Linked DNA regions of Homo sapiens: region 1 is linked to region 2. Evidence: chromatin loops called from intact Hi-C (ENCODE). Cell type or tissue: PC-3. All regions are shown on one strand. Links, peaks and the distances in the headings refer to the core of each region. The heading gives the core; the rest is flanking DNA.

What was found. Hi-C counts contacts between places; a loop is a spot of excess contacts. Peaks named below come from ENCODE experiments on the same cell type or tissue, not always from the same donor. Only the 100,000 strongest peaks of a DNase experiment are listed, where the experiment ranks them.
Region 1: a loop joins it to region 2, with 2.2 times the contacts of the local background. A loop is called at or near these places in 2 of 110 quality-filtered maps.

What each region holds. Positions count from the first base shown.
Region 1 is chr2:26,064,313-26,072,650 of GRCh38, reverse strand. The region is part of intron 1 of RAB10 (RAB10, member RAS oncogene family); the gene reads right to left. It overlaps LOC105374333 (a long non-coding RNA gene), which reads right to left. Exons shown (of 2, transcript XR_939851.3): 1 at 1-8,338. Among named protein-coding and RNA genes, the nearest start is that of RAB10, 34 kb to the right of the region's middle. RefSeq lists an enhancer at 3,904-3,953. In PC-3, for the core only: no CTCF peak of the experiment used is centred there; a DNase peak (open chromatin) is centred at 3,840; H3K4me3 peaks cover 846 bases; H3K27ac peaks cover 2,488 bases.
Region 2 is chr2:26,007,900-26,016,237 of GRCh38, reverse strand. No RefSeq gene overlaps it. Among named protein-coding and RNA genes, the nearest start is that of RAB10, 22 kb to the left of the region's middle. RefSeq lists enhancers at 3,943-4,442, 4,443-4,944. In PC-3, for the core only: a CTCF peak has its summit at 5,108; DNase peaks (open chromatin) are centred at 2,347, 3,637, 3,747 and 7,127; H3K4me3 peaks cover 2,465 bases; H3K27ac peaks cover 5,674 bases.

The sequences.
Region 1 (8,338 bases), core at 29-8,028, 57 kb before region 2:
ATGTTGCTAGAAAAGGGAGGAGTATTTTAAGAACCTATTCAGATAATCCTAAACATTATTCTTCAACACTACAAAGCTCAGCAAGTAATTTCTTTTTTTCTTCTTTTTTTGCATGAGTCACAAGGAACAAGCAGTAATTTCTTAAACATTAGTTGCAAGGTAGAATCTGAAACCCTGTCAATGGTGTTTTCATGTTCTATTATTATTTTTATTATTATTATTATATATGTATTTTTTAGATGGAGTCTCACTCTGTCGCCAGGCTGGAATGCAGTAATTTGATCTCAGCTCACTGCAACCCCCACCTCCCGTGTTCAAGTGATTTTCCTGCCTCAGCCTCCCGAGTAGCTGAGAATACAGGTGGGTGCCACCATGCCCAGCTAATTTTTGTATTTTTAGTAGAGACCAGTTTCACCATGTTGGCCAGGATGGTCTCAATCTCTTGATCTCATGATCCAGCCGCCTCGGCCTCCCAAAGTGCTGGGATTACAGGCGTGAGCCACCGCACCCAGCCATGTTCTATTATATTAAAATCCATCAGTTACTTTGCACTCTGAATAGGTCTTTTTATCTGCGCAATTTTATAACAGCATGTATTGGTCATTTGGAAATTAATAGTTCATTAACACAGTTCTTCCAAATGTTGGCGTATTTCATTATACAATATGAAAAAAATAATATTATCACCATGGACCTCATCAAGAGAGTATGTACAGAAAAGCTGTCACACTCACAGCAGCAGACACAAGTTTTCCAAATATATTTTATTTATTTATTTTTTTAAGAGACTGAGTCTTGCTCTGTCACCCAGGCTGTAGTGCAGTAGTGTAATCACAGCTCACTTCAGGCTCAAACTCCCAGGCTCAAACAATCCTCCCGCTTCAGCCTCTTGGGTAGCTGGAATTACAGGCAAGAGTGACCTTGACTGGCTCAAAATTCCAAACTTCCTTTTTTTTTTTTTTGAGATGAAGTCTCACTCTGTCACCCAGGCTGGAGTTGCAGTGGTGCCATCTTGGCTCACCGCAACCTCTGCCTCCCAGGTTCAAGCAATTCTCCTGCCTCAGTCTCCCAAGTAGCTGGGATTACAGGTGCCCACCATCATGTCTGGCTAATTTTTGTATTTTTAGTAGAGATGGGGTTTCACCATGTTGGCCATGCTGGTCTTGAACTCCTGACCTCAGGCGATCCACCCGCCTTGGCCTCCCAAAGTGTTGGGATTACAGGAGTGGGCCACCGCGCCTGGCCAAAATTCCAATCTTAAAAGCATAAATTTTATCAGTGGCAACAAATACTGTCACTTCATTCATTCAAGACAGTATCTGCCAAGGACTCAAGTCTGAATAACCATAGTTTGCCAGTTGTTCTTTCAAGGATAAATGATGTTCTATAAAAATGGTGGCCAATCCAAACAATTTCACAAGTGCCTTTGCTTGAGACAACCATCACTGTCTCAAAACGAGGCAGAAGTGCTTTATATTTACCTCCCATTTCATCATACACCAAAAAGATATATGCTCAAAGGTCAAGATTTAACAAAAATTAATTCTACTTCATCAAGGATATTCTTGAGGAAAATTATTTTAGTTTTCTCTTGTGAGTACATGGTGGTAAATACAATGACTACTAGTCCAGCTTGGTTCCATTGTCTTGATTCATGCTAAGGTCAGCAATTTTACATACCATTGCTTCTGTACCATCAGTACAAGCATCAACATAGTGAAAAAGGCAAATGTCTTAGAATTATTATGAAAAGTTTTGACCTTCTGGTCAAAAAAACTCCCTAGGTGGTGGTCAGTGGGGATCCACATGTTGAAAACCACTGAGAAACAATTACATTTGGTGAGAATTTACATGCCATACAATGGGATGCTTCTATTATGTATTCATTTGCTCCTTGCAATAATCTTAAAAGACATTTTTTAAACTGTAAGAAAATTTAGGTGGAACCAAAAGACAAATCCAAATGTTTCTATAATTACAAAGCTTTCCATCGCTATGTTTAAGATTTGGCTCTGATATATTTGTCATATTATCAAGGGCAGGTCATTAAACTCTGCTTCCTTACCTGTAAAATGATAATAGTTACCTACATAGCTTGCCCTCTTCATAATATTGTACAAGGTTCACAAGAAGGAAAACAGTACTCTAAAATTTTTCTTAAACTATTTTAAGTATGATGAAACGAACAAAACTCAATTCCGAGAATAAAAAAATCCTTGAGGTTCAAAAAGATAGTCACTTTAAGTGACTGTGAAAATGTACCTATGTTTTAAAACAGGTGAAAAACAGATAAAACCAGATTTAATACTACTTCACTGAAATCACACAACTACTTGATTTAATCTAGTCTTTTCCCACCATTTCCTTTTGAGCTCTCAAGCATATCTGCCTGTAGCAAGTTCTCATCTGCACACGTCCTAGAAAAGCCAAAAGCAAATTCTCTACTCTGAAAAACTGAGGCCAAGAAGGCCACATCCTGTGATAAAGCCAAGGACGCATAATTTCAAGTCCAAGGATCTCTAGAAGAATTCGTGTAGCTGCACATCCATTATAGCTCAATATAACACAATGCAGAGTGAATATAAATCTAAGACTGACACACACACACCTCCCCCAAACCAAGATTATTGTCAAAAGTATCGGAGGCCAGGTGCGATGGCTCACGCCTGTAATCCCAGCACTTTGGGAAGCCGGGGAGGGCAGATCACTTGAGGTCAGGAGCTCGAGAGCAGCCTGGCCAACCATGGCGAAACCTCATCTCTATTAAAAACACAAAAATTAGTGGGGCATGGTGGCACGTGCCTGTAGTCCCAGCTACTTGGGAGGCTGAGGCAGAAGAATCACTTAAACCTGAGAGGTGAAGGCTGCAGTGAGATGAGATCATGCCACTGCTCTCCAGCCGGGGCAACAGAGTGAGACCCCATCTCAAAAAAAAAAGTATCTGAGTAGTTGTTTTTCCTTTTTTCTTTTTTTTTGGGGGGTAGGGGGGCAGAGTCTCGCTCTGCCGCCCAGACTGGAGTGCAGTGGTGCGATCTGGGCTCACTGCAACCTCCACTTCCTGGGTTCAAGTGATTCTCCTGCCTCAGCCTCCCAAGTTGCTGGGATTACAGGCGCCCACCACCATGCCCAGCTAATTTTTGTATTTTTAGTAGAGACAGGGTTTCACCACATTGGCCAGGCTGGTCTCAAACTCCTGACCTTGTGATCCTCCCACAGTGCTGGGATTACAGGTGTGAGCCACCAAGCCCAGCCAGTTGAAGTTTTTTTAAATGCCCTTCTATTATCCTCAGGATATGTCTCAAAAAGTTTAAATTATAGAAAAAAATCTGTAAATCCCAAAGAACACTACAACTCAGCATTAATCCTAAAACTGTTGGGGTTATCTCTTTTACTAGTGGGAAACATGCAGTTTACTGTGCAACTAGCCAAAGGCCTGCTAATGCTGATGGGACCATTAGCCTCAACCATGGTTCTACTGCAGAAATGAAAACCACCTTACCAAAGCCAACTTTTTGGGCATTAAAATTTCAAAGCATCTCAATGCTGTTCAGAGGGCAAATAGGCTATATTAGACATTAAGAAAGAAATTATCAGTTGAAATTAAGAATATATATGTGAGAGATTACAGAAAAGCTTAAGACAAACTAGAAATTCTTAAATTCAAACTGCCACTAAAATGGAAGGCAGTGCATCAGTAGTTCCTGAGCTATGTGTACTGTATTCTCTCCCCCACGAAGAGATAATCTGCATGAAAACAATAAGTGAAACATTTTTGAAACAGCTCTTTCATCTGACTTCTACAGAAGAGGTAAAATGTGTCATCACTAAATTTGCTTAGCTGGTTTTAAGCCTTGCCCACAACGTCTGAGGAAATGACTCAGCAAGACTCAGCCCATATGTTAACCAGAGTTAAGCGATTAACACAATTAAAGTTAAGCACACATTTCTCAAACACGCCCAATTTACAGATAAAGAAAGAGGCTCAGAGTTTAAATGACTTGCTCAAGCTCACAAACCAAATTAACTATGATCAGAACTCTGTCTCTTGGCTCAGGATTGTCTGATGTATTTGGCACTAAAAAGATCACCTCAAAAAAAAAATTAAAGGCTCACTGTCACAGTCACTGACAGGTATTTTCACATATAATCGCTCATAATCCTTAAAGATTAAATAGTATACAGTAAGAGTTTAAACACATCTTTGATAAGTCTTTAATTAGAAAATTCCAACTCCAATCCATTTTCCACATTTTCTGGGCCAACCATCTTTTAAAAATTGAATCTAACCATGTCACATCCCTGCTCAAACCTTCCATGGAATTCGAATCCTTAGCATGGACTACCAGGCTCTGCACAATCTGGCTCAAACCCACGTCTTCAACATCTATTGCTTCTGCTAGCCTCACAAGTCACATTTGCAACACACATCATCTTTCAGTTCTTTGAACTCAAAAAGCTCCTTTACTAAGGACCTTTTTGTGCCCACTTCCTCTGCCTGGAATGATGTTCTTCTACCTAACTTCTAATCATATCTCATGTAGCAGTATAAATGTCATTTCCCCAGGACAGCATTCTCTAGGCCACCTGACCATCCTCTGAAATAGATTAATTAATAACCTGTTTATTCTCATTTTACTAACTAGAGAACTACTCTGGTTTGATGTTTCTGTTTACTTGATGAACATATATCAACCCCCCAGCAAATTCTGCTGCAAGTATGGTGACCATAAGTCTGTTTGACCTCAAGTCTTCATTTATGATTGGTGTTTCCAAACATCGTGTACAAATCTACTGTCTTAGACTTTACATTTTTAACAAAGTTGCATCAAAATAAGTATTGATGGTTTCACAGACATTGAATTGGTGTTTCTAACTTCTGACAAGGTCTTACACAGTAGTCATGTGAGATGTGCATTGTAAACAGCTATCACATTTTAACACATGATTAAATCTAACAAGATGACTAGTGGTAGTCTGCCTCTTTTCTTAACCCTTTACAAATTTGAAACAATTGACATTTTCCTTTTTAGGACACCAAGTCAATATCAAGTATGGTAACAGGCAGCTAACTCCCTCCTTCAGGTGTTGACAGTTGCTGGAAGGAGAATATTCAAGGCTGTTGCCCCCATCCATCATCTGTGCCATGGCCAGTTCCTCAGCCAACAAGAAGCCATCAAAATACTGTCAGTGAGATCAGTAGGAAACATGGAAAAAATATGTACATAGGAAATGTGTATGAGTGGTCCTTTCATAGAGTATGCAGATACAGTATAAACCCCTTTTGCTACAATGACCTTTTCATTGTTACACAGTGTATATCTACAACTAATCTATGTATTTTTAAATAAGCCCTTTAGATAGCAATGCACTCAAGTATATATTTAAAGTGGTAACAATGACTTCAAGCAGCAAATCTGAAGAAGCATCAACATTTGGCTAGGTGAGGTGGTCCACACTTGTAAACCTAGCACTTTGGAAGGCCACGGCAGGAGGATCACTTGAGCCCAGGAGTTTGAGACCTGCTTGGGCAACATAGGGAGACCCCGTCTCTACAAAAAATACAAAAAATAGAGCGGCATGGTGGCTCACACCTATAATCCCAGCACTTTGGGAGGCTGAGGCAGGTGGATCACTTGAGGTCAGGAGTTCGAGACCAGCCTGGCCAATGTGGATAAACCCCATCTCTACTAAAATACAAAAATTAGCCTGGCGTGGTGGCATGTGCCTGTAGTCCCAGCTACTCAAGAGGCTGAGGCAGAAGAATCACTTGAACCTGGGAGGTGGAGGCTGCAGTGAGCCGAGATTGTGCCACCGCACTTCAGCCTGGGTGACAGAGTGAGACTCCGTATCAAAAAAAAAAAAAAAAAAAAAAATTGATGGCATGGTTTTGCTGTGTCCCCACCCAAATGTCATCTTGAACTGTAGTTCCCATAATCCCCAAGTGTCATGGGAAGGACCCGGTGGGAGGTAATTGAAACACAGGGGTGGTTACCTCCATGCTGTTCTCATGATAGCGAGTTCTCACAAGATCTGATGGTTTTGTAAGGGGCTTCGCTCCTCTCATTCTCTCTCCTGCCGCCCTGCCTTCCACCATGACTGTAAGTTTCCTGAGGCCTCCCCAGCCATGAGGAACTGTGAGTCAATCAAACCTCTTTTCTTTATAAATTACCCAGTCTCTGGTATTTCTTCATAGCAGCATGAGAACAGACTAATACAATCAACATTTAATTCAAAGGCAATAAGCAGTTATTGTAAAATTGTGTCTGAAAATGACAATACATGCAGCTGTAAAAGATGCCTTTACAAAACATTCTATGAAACATAACTTGTAATTAGATCCAATGACTGTTCTTCTAAATTAATCTTTTTTTTTCAATTCCAAGTTTTCTTGTCCACTGGAAAAAAAAATCGGTAATTGTTCATGTTGGCTTCACTAGCAGAAATTCCCAGAGACAACTGATGCAAGTTTATCACTATCATGAGACCTCTTCCATAGAAAAACCATCATCACATTAACTGCTTGATTTCTTTCATCCAATTCATGGAATCAAAATAAAGCTTTTGAAAGTTAACTCTGTTCAAAGTAAAACATCTCATATTACTGTGTATGTTGTGAATTGTTTAAAAACATGTAACACTGAAGATAAAATTTTTGTTTTAGTGATGATGAGAATACAAATATTGGTTAAGTAGACTGTCATGGTAAAAACAATATTCCCACTAAGCTAAAACAAAAAAAGGATAAAACAAAAAATATACTTGAAATGATTATGGAGTATACATTACTCATAACTATATGCAAAAAGACTATAATATTTTACCAACTGAAAGATACGCTGTAGATGTGGAAATGTACAAATATACATAGTAACTGAACTATAAAATCTGTGATCAAGATGACAATTTACATATTAAATACATATAAATGACAGCATGTGATTTCTGTTACATGTCAATGATATTTTTGGAAATGTTTGAGCCTTTGAAGAACTACTTCATAAATCAACTTAAGTGTCCTACAATGGTATCAAGTTTTATAAATGAGTCTTCTGATTTTTGGTTGAATGTTTTTTAAAATCATTAAATATTTTCTAATCAGTTGGAAATATTCAATCAAAGTATTCAATAAACTGAAGTGCCACAAAAAAAAAACCTTCAGGTTTTGAAGTCTTTGGCAAACTGTAGTTGTTGAAAACAAAAGCTTGCAAACAGGGAAGTGCCAAATGAAAGTGTTGACCATTTCCAACTTATCAACCATAAAATACAACTTAGAGGGCTGTAAAAAATTATATTAAATATATATAGCCATACTGGAGAAAACAATCCAGAAAAACACAAGGAACATGGCATTAGAGATACAGCTAATAAAGGCACATGAAAATGCACAAAGAATGATTCTACCTGGGTCATGTTTTTTTTTTCTTTTTCTTTTTTTCTTTCTTCTTAGAGTCATGTTTTTAACAAGCACTGCTGTTTGGTCAGTCAACAAACACACTGAATACTCACTATGGGCACAATGAAAAACTGAGAATGCCTAATGGCTGGAATGACCATGTGACTTATTATCCAAACTGAAACACTCTTTTAAAGAGCCAGCGTCTTGCTCTGTCACCCAGGCTACAGAGCCTGCAGTGGCGCGATCAGAGCTCACTGCAGCCTCTAACTCCTGGGCTGAAGAGATCCTCCTGCCTCAGCCTCCTGAGTGGCTGGGATTACAGGTACACACCACCATACCCAGCTAAGACAGTGAGTGTGTGCGCACATGTGTGGAGACAGGAGTCTTGCTAGGTTGACTACACTGGTCTCCGACTCCTGGCTTCAAGAGATCCTCCCACTTCAGCCTCCCAAAGTGCTGGGATTACAGGCATGAGCCACCACACCCAGCCCAAACTGAAACATTCTTGAAAGAGAAAGAGGGTGTTAAAATGATTACATAATTTGTTGAAATATTTGTTCATCTGTTGAATAATTTGTTCATTTTTACTTATTTAAAAACTATTTTCAGGCTGTGCACAGTGGCTCCCAGCACTGTAACCCCAGCATTTTGGGAGGCCAAAGCAGGCAGTTCACTTGAGCTCAGGAGTTTGAGACCACCCTGGGCAACATGGTGTACACCCCATCTCTACAAAAAATGAAAAAAAAAATTTTTTTTTCCCAAAAAATTAGCCAGGCGTGGTGGCACACCCCTGTAGTCCCAGCTACTCAGGAGGCTGAGGTGGGAGGATTGCTTGAGCCCAGAAGTGGAGGTTGCAATGAGCAGAAATGCATCCCAGCCTGGGTGGCAGAATGAGACCCCACCTCAAAATACAAAAACAAACACTCTACAAAAACTATTTTC
Region 2 (8,338 bases), core at 243-8,242:
GGCCAGTTGTTTTCTGGTCGTCTGCCAGCCCAGACCACACCACAGTCCTGACTTCATAATTCCATGCACTTTTTTTTTTTTTGAGATGAAGTCTCACCCTGTATCCTAGGCTGTAGCTTAATGGCATGATTTCGGCTCACTGCAAACTCCGCCTCACGGGTTCAAGCGATTCTCCTGCCTCAGTCTCCCAAGTAGTTGGGATTACAGGTACCCGCCACCATGCCCGGCTGACTTTTGTATTTTTATTAGAGACGTGGTTTCACCATGTTGGCCAGGCTGGTCTCAAACTCCTGACCTCAAGTGATCTGCCCGCTTTGGCCTCCTAAAATGCTGGGATTACAGGCGTGAGCCACCATGCCCAGCCCTTCATAATTCCATGCACTCTTAATTTGTGTCTGTCCCACTGGCTACTACCACACAGTTGGATCTGATAATTTCTGTGTACTCTCTCACTAACTCATTCCCTTCTTCCTCCTTTTCTTTAGCCTTAAAACTCCTGAAGGTGGGTTTTCCAGGGCCCCTTCTCCCATCACTGCCTTTTGTGTATTCTCATTGCTAAGGACCCACTGTCTTGAGTCTCCTGCAGGCAAACAGCCAGCTCTACCCCTTCCCCTTCTTTCCTCCAGGCTCCCCTGCCAGGGGAGGGATGTTATAGCTCTCTTACCAGCGTCAGGACTTTGTCTAATCACTCCAGTTTTTCAATCTCTCTTAAAGTGTGGGAGCCACAATCAGGCATGATATGCCAGGCATGGTTTGACCTGGTGTAGTAGAAAAGACGACCACATTTTTCATTGTACACATGTACTGGTGTTAATGTAACCTAAGTGTAGATTAGGATTTTGGCAACTGTGTCATGATGTTTGCTCTAATAGGTTTGTGGCCAGCTAAAAATCCTAGGCCTTTTTTCACAAACTGCAGATAAGTCTCTACATTTTGTACTGATATAGCTGACTTAATAATATCTAACTTTAATAATTCCTTAAAAATAATTTTTTTATGTTTTTGAGGCAGGGTCTCACTCTGTTGCCCAGGCTGGAGTACAGTGGCGCAGTCTCGGCTCTCTGTAGCCTCAACCTCCTGGGCTCAAGCAATCCTCCCACCTCAGCCCCTCAAGTAGCTGGGACTAAAGGAGCACACCACCACACCCTGCTAATTTTTGTATTTTTTGTAGAGACAGGGTTTTGCCATATTGCCCAGGCTGTTTTTGAACTCCTGAGTTCAAATGATCCTCCTGCCTCAGCCTCCCAAAGTACTGGGATTACAGGTATGTACCACCACACCCAGCCTAACTTTAATAATTCATCAATTTATCACTATTATAAATAACTTTGGTTCTTTAACAAATAAATTGTGAGGAAAAAAAAAGTGTCAGAGGGGTGATTTGTAGATAAAAGAGACTTTCAACCAATTGCAATGTGTGGGCCGGGAGCAGTGGCACACACCTGTAATCCCAGCACTTTAGGAGGCCGAGGCGGGCAGATCATGTCAGGCCAGGAGTTTGAGACCAGCCTGGGCAATGTGATGAGCTTTATCTCCACAAAATTAATAATACAAAAAAATCAGCTGGGTATGGTGGTGCATGCCTGTGGTCCCAGCTATTTGGGAGGCTGAAGTGGGAGGATTACCTGAGACCAGGAGGCAGAGGTTGCAGTGTGCCAAGACTGTGCCACTGCACTGCAGCCTGGGTGGAAACCTTGTCTCTCTCTCTCTGTCTCTCTCTCTCTGTCTCTGTCTCTGTCTCTCTCTCTCTCTCTCTCTCTCTCTCTCTCTATATATATATATATATATTTATGTATATATGTGTGTGTATATATATATGTGTTTATGTATATATATATATATATTTTTTTTTTTTTTTTTTTTTGAGACATAGTCTCACTGCAATGCCTAGGCTGGAGTGCAATGGTACAATCTCAGCTCACTGCAACCTCCACCTCCCAGGTTCAAGTAATTCTCCTGCCTCAGGCTCCTGAGCATTTGGGATTACAGGCAACTGCCACCACACCCAGATAATTTTTGTATTTTTAGTAGAGACGGGGTTTCACCATATTGGCCAGGCTGGTCTTGAACTCCTGACCTCAAGTGATCTGCCTGCCTTGGCCTCCCAAAGTGCTGAGATTACAGGCATATGCCACCAGGCCCGGCCTCACCTCCTCATTTTAAAATTGATAATATAACCAGGAGATGATTGGTCTTTGCTCTCACTCCTTATACAACTCAAGTCCAAACTGAGAACTTTGTTTGCATCCCCTCCAATACATCCAAATTCAAAAATACCTATGACTAAGGAGATTTTACTGAAGGCTTCATGGGAAGACAGAAGAGGATTACATCACACACCATAAAGCAAAGCTTAATTAGATCCCTCCACTCCACTAGCTAAACCTGTTCTCCCTCCAAAAGTTTTCTCCCTTACTACCATATTGCCAACTTTCCTCCCTTCATCTCTTTCCGTATACAACTTCTGAATTCCCTCTTTTCTTCCAGACCATTCAGTTATGGTCCCAAGTTTATCACCTCATATCATTTGCATTCAACAAAACAAAAGCACAATAGTTACCTAAAAAGCAACTATTTTTCCTCAAGCATGCTCCTTGGGAAAGTGGGAGGTATCTCAGTTCATGGCAATAGAGCCCATGTCAATAATAAATATTTCCTGGAGGCTTGTTAAGAATAAGATGCTGGGCTAAGCATCTGACAAAATGATCTCATGTCATGTAGTTCATTAGTGGCAAATCTAGTATAGAACTTTAATTAGAAAGGTTAAATCACAACTTTTTTTTTTTTTTTTTTTGAGACAGAGTCTCGCTCCCACTGTCACCTGGGCTGGAGTGCAGTGGTACGATCTCAGCTCACTGCAACCTCTGCCTCTCGGGTTCAAGTGATTCCCCTGCGTCAGCCTCCCGAGTAGCTGGGACTATAGGCACCTGCCACCACGCCCAGCTAATTTTGTGTATTTTTAGTAGAGATGGGGTTTCGCCATGTTGGCCAGGCTGGTCTCGAACTCCTGACCTCGTGATTCGCCCGCCTCGGCCTCCCAAAGTATTGGGATTACAGGTGTGAGCCACCGTGCCTGGCCTAAATCACAACTTCTGAGCCACTCATATTCATGTTCTTCAGTTTTTTGTTTGTTTGTTTGTTTTTGCTTAACAGCCCTGTAGGCTAGATGGAAAAGGTACATTATTTCATTTTCTAAAGATAGGGAAATCGAGAGACAGTGACTGAGGGACTTTGCAACTTAGGTAGTGAGAGGTCTTGATCCATGTCTAGGTTATTTTGTCTTTTGCAGGATGTATGAAATTGTGGCCAAATTCACATGGAAAATGTAACGAGTAAGGGACACTGTGTAATCTAAGACACTGTTATGTGAGGTCAAGTAGAAAGGACCGAAGCATTATGATTGATAAGGAGTACCGAGAAGAGAAGTGGGAGAGGACAGACTGTCAGTGTTTCTCCCACGGTGACAGGGAAGAGAGGCCAGTGCTGGGCAAGGCAGGATCCTGTTTGGCAAGGGATGCCTGTCCCTGTGTGGGAAAGCATGACTCATCGGGGTGCCATAGCTCAGTGACACAGGCTCTTAAGATCTTTCAAGTCCCCTTAGCCCTACTCTGTATTTACAAAGTGACTCTTGGATATACTTTGAGCTTCTGAAGTGTGCCTTCCACAAAGCAAGGAATGTGCTGACAGGGGTTTCTTCGGGCCTATTGTCAATTACATTTCACAGAATGAATGAATAATGCTGCATCTGGTTTCTCCCTCGTGGGTTTGGTTTAGAGCGAGTTTATTCATTCAACATCAGTTCAACAAATATTTATTGAGTGCCATTTACGTGCCAGGCATTGGTCGGAGCCCTTGTGACACAGTCAGATAAGATCTCTATCCTCACAGAGTGCACGCGCTGATGAGGGGATGACGCATAAGAGAAAAACAAACATATCAATAGATAACTTCAAACTGATAGTCCACACCTGGGGTTACTGAATTCCTGCACACAGGCTCAGCTGTACCCGAGGTTCTAAGACCCTCCCTGTCTCATGCATACCAGGAAGACTTAAGAAGCTTTAGCTCAATCTCAGAGGATTTAGCAGATCAAATTTCCCTCTAGTCTGACCTGGCCCCTGAGAGGCCGTGTTTAGACTTAAGACCCACTACTTCTCTCACTGCTGCAGGTTTAGCCTCACAGCCTCAGTGTGTGTCACTCTATGCCCAGTGGGTTGGAAGGTCTTTCTACTCTAGTTAATGGGAACACCAGCTCTCCCCAGCCTGTGTAAGCTCTGCTGACGGATCCATTTCCTCCTCCTCTCCAGGGTTCCTTTCCCCAGTGTGTCAGTAGTTTCTTCACACACGTGACTGATTGGAACCCAAAGAATCAGGGGAAGCCAGGCGCAATAACTCACGCCTGTAATCCCAGCCCTCTGGGAGGCTGAGGCAGGCAGATAACCTGAGCTCAGGAGTTTGAGACCAACCTGGGCAACATGATGAAATCCTGTCTCTACAAAACATACAAAAAGTAGCCAGGTGTGGTGGCTTGCACCTATAGTCCCAGCTACTCAGGAGGTTGAGGCTGCAGTGAGCCATGTTCGCACCACTGCACTCCAGCCTCGGTGACAAAGTGAGACCCTGTCTCAAAAATAAAAAAGTCAGGGGACTCCTCTGCAGGTCTCCAGGAGCCCACGTTCTCTGTGCTATAGCTTGGACACTCTCTCCAGCTGGGACATCTGCTCTGCTCACCTCCTTGGTTTCCCTTCTCTTAAGGATCACTGTCCTGAGTTCCCTGTTGACCAATGACCAATGTCTTAAAACCACTGTTTCATATATTTCATTCAACTTTTTGCTTGATTAAGGAGAGGATAAATCTAGACCCCATTCCTTCATCATGGCAAAAAGTAGACATTGTCTTCTTCTGTTAAGTAATTGTTTTTATTGAAGCATCACACACATACACAAAAGCACACAAATCCTAAGTGTATACAGCTCAATAAACTTTCACAAAATAAACACACCTGTGCAACCACCTCTCACATTAATAAATAGAATATTACCAGCACATCAGAAACGCCATGCTCCTTTCCAATCACTACCCATCCTCACGGGGGAGCCACTTTTCTAATTTTTAACACCATAGTGCCTGTTTTTGAACTTGCAGTATGTATTCTTTTGTGTCTGACCTTTTCTGTGTGTTGTGTGAAGAAATAATTCCTTTCACTGCTATGTAACATCCCATTTTATTTTATTTTATTTATTTTTCGAGATGGAGTTTCACTCTTGTTGCTCAGGCTGGATGGAGTACAATGGTGCAATCTTGGCTCACTGCAACCTCCGCCTCCCGGGTTCAAGCGATTCTCCTGCCTCAGCCTCCCAAGTAGCTGGGATTATAGGCATGCACCACCACAGCCAGCTAATTTTGTATTTTTTGTAGAGATGGGGTTTCTCCATGTTGGTCAGGCTGATCTCGAACTCCCGACCTCAGGTGATCCACCCAGCTAGGCCTCCCAAAGTGCTGGGATTACAGGCATGAGCCACCTCACCCGGCCTACATCTCATTTTATTTTATTTTATTTTATTTTTATTTATTTATTTATTTTGAGACGGAGTCTTGCTCTGTCACCCAGGCTGGAGTGCATTTGCGAGTTCTCGGCTCACTGCAAGCTCCGCCTCCCAGTTCACGCCATTCGCCTGCCTCAGCCTCCTGAGAAGGTGGGACTACAGGTGCCCCTACCACGTTCGGCTAATTTTTTGTATTTTTAATGGAGATGGGGTTTCACCGTGTTAGCCAGGATGGTCTCGATCTCCTGACCTCATGATCTGCCTGCCTTGGCCTCCCAAAGTGCTGGGATTACAGGCGTGAGCCACCGTGCCCAGCCATTTGTATTTTCTTGAGACGGAGTTGTGCTCTTATTGCCCAGGCTGGAGGGCAATGGCACAATCTCAGCTCACTGCAACCTCCACCTCCCGGGTTCAAGCAATTCTCCTGCCTCAGCCTCCCAAGTAGCTGTGATTACAGGCATGTGCCACCACACCCGGCTAATTTTGTATTTTTAGTAGAGATGGGGTTTCACCATGTTGGTCAGGCTGGTCTCGAACTCCTGACCTCAGGTGATCCACCCACCTTGGCCTCCCAAAGTGCTGGGATTACAAGCATGAGCCACTGTGCCCATCCCCATTTTATTAATATACCATATTATTCATCTATTCTAAGGTTGATGGGTATTTGAGTTGTTTCTAGTTTGGGGCTATTATAAATAGTGCTGCTGTGAACATTTTTGCACTTTTTTTGAAGCCTATGTATGTATGCATATTTCTAGGAGTACATGTGTATGTATTTCTAGGAACTGCTAGATCATGACTAGGTATCTCTTCTACTTTAGTAGATACCGCTAGTTTCCCAAAGTAGCTATCCAGTTTACACTCCCACTAGCAATGTATGAGAGTTCCAGTTGCTCCACATCTTCACCAACACTTAGTATTGTGTATTTTTCATCTTAGCTGTTCTAATGGACTTTACTTACATTACCTTTTAGAACACCCCACAGGCATAATAAAACTACCAAGCTTAATGAGCTGGCAATGTGCCAGTTCGAGACTCCTGTATGTCAGGTCTTCCATATGCATTCTGTTATGTTTGTGTTCACCAGGATTATATTTGGGCAGAATTTGAGAACTAAGTGTTAGATGTTGCACCATATAAAGAAATGGGGGGAGGAAAGGCAAACAAGGGCAGTTGTGGCAGGGGAAGCAATATGTGGAAAGGAAGGAAGTCATAAAAGGGCTTGGCTCGGGGCTGCCTGGTACAATTGTGCATGATTCTTGGAGTTGTTATTCACTCCTTTGTCTATGGGAATAGCACCTCCTGGAACTGTGCAGTGCACAACCTATGAAGCTGCACACAGCAGCCATGCCTGTCATGGTCAGGGATAAAAAGAACTTTGGTGTGTCTGGAAGGCAGGATGGGTAGGGTAGAGGAGCAGGAGAAGCCAGATTCAGAGATGGGGCAATATAACTGACTCAGCCTTTGTCAGATGTCAGAGGCTTCCTTTGAAACTCCACCCTACCATCAGCCCTCCCCTGCTAGCAGGATTGTACAAGCTTCCTCCTCTTGGATACCTCACCCCTCTGAACCAACAGAGCTGCCACTGAATTGGGGCTGAGGTGAACCCATGCCAGGAAGGAGAAATGCTGAGCAAGCCCTGGCTTGTCTTGCTTCATGACTCTGATTTCAACAAACTGAGGAACCAACACCCTGGCCTTCCCCTATCTTGGGCTTCCTCTTTGCCTACAGCTTCAGTGTACTATTCTGCCTGGGAAAACCAGATAAACTGGGGTGGGAAGCGGTGCCCCACCCACTCAACACCCTAGGTTTGTGTTACTGAGTCACCAGGGTGGTTTCTGAGGACACAAGAAAGTAACAGGAGAATCCTGGGGCTCCCAGGCATCATCCTCATGGCCTGCCAGAGTTAAGGGAACCCCTCTGAAAGAGATCCTTGGGTTGACACTCTTTTGTCTCCTCAGTACATTTTATTCCTGTATGTGGTGTCTTTTTGTTTGTTTGTTTGTTTGTTTGTTTTGGTTTTTTGTTGGTTTTTTTTTTGAGACTGAGTCTCACTTTGTCACCCAGGCTGGAGTGCAGTGGCACGATCTCAGCTCGCTGCAAACCTCCGCCTCCCGGATTCAAGTGATTCTCTTGTCTCAGCCTCCTGAGTAGCTGGGATTACAGGCATGCGCCACCATTCCCTGCTAAGTTTTGTATTTTTATTGGAGATGAGGTTTTGCCATATTGGCCAGACTGGTCTCAAACTCCTGACCTTAGGTGATCCACACACCTCGGCCTCTTAAAGTGCTGGGATTACAAGCATGAGCCACCATGCCCAGCCAGAAGATTACTTTTGGTTACTTTGTTTTAGAGACAGGGTCTTGCTATGTTGCCCTGCTGGTCTAAAACCCCTGGGCTCAAGCAATCCTCTCACCTTGGCCTCCTGAGTAGCTGGGACTGTAGGTATGCACACTGCACCCAGCTCAGAAGATCATTTTTAAAACAACCAACAAAGATGTACTGCAGACTTAAAATGTGTTCAACAGTGGGTTAGGCCCTTATAAGGAGTAGAGAACAATAGGCACAAGTTCTTCTCTCAAATAAGCTAATAACTAGAGAAAATTAAAATTAGCATGAACTCCCTGAGCAGACACCAGCTGGGAACAGTGAGAGTGTTAAACATGGCAGGAGGAGAGGAGGAGCTATCTTGAGACGCAACATTGTTTCCATTTCATCTGTAAGTGTTGATGATCCATGAGAGAATTGTCAAATAAACTGTAATATTCTTAAAAAAAAAAAAAAATAGAG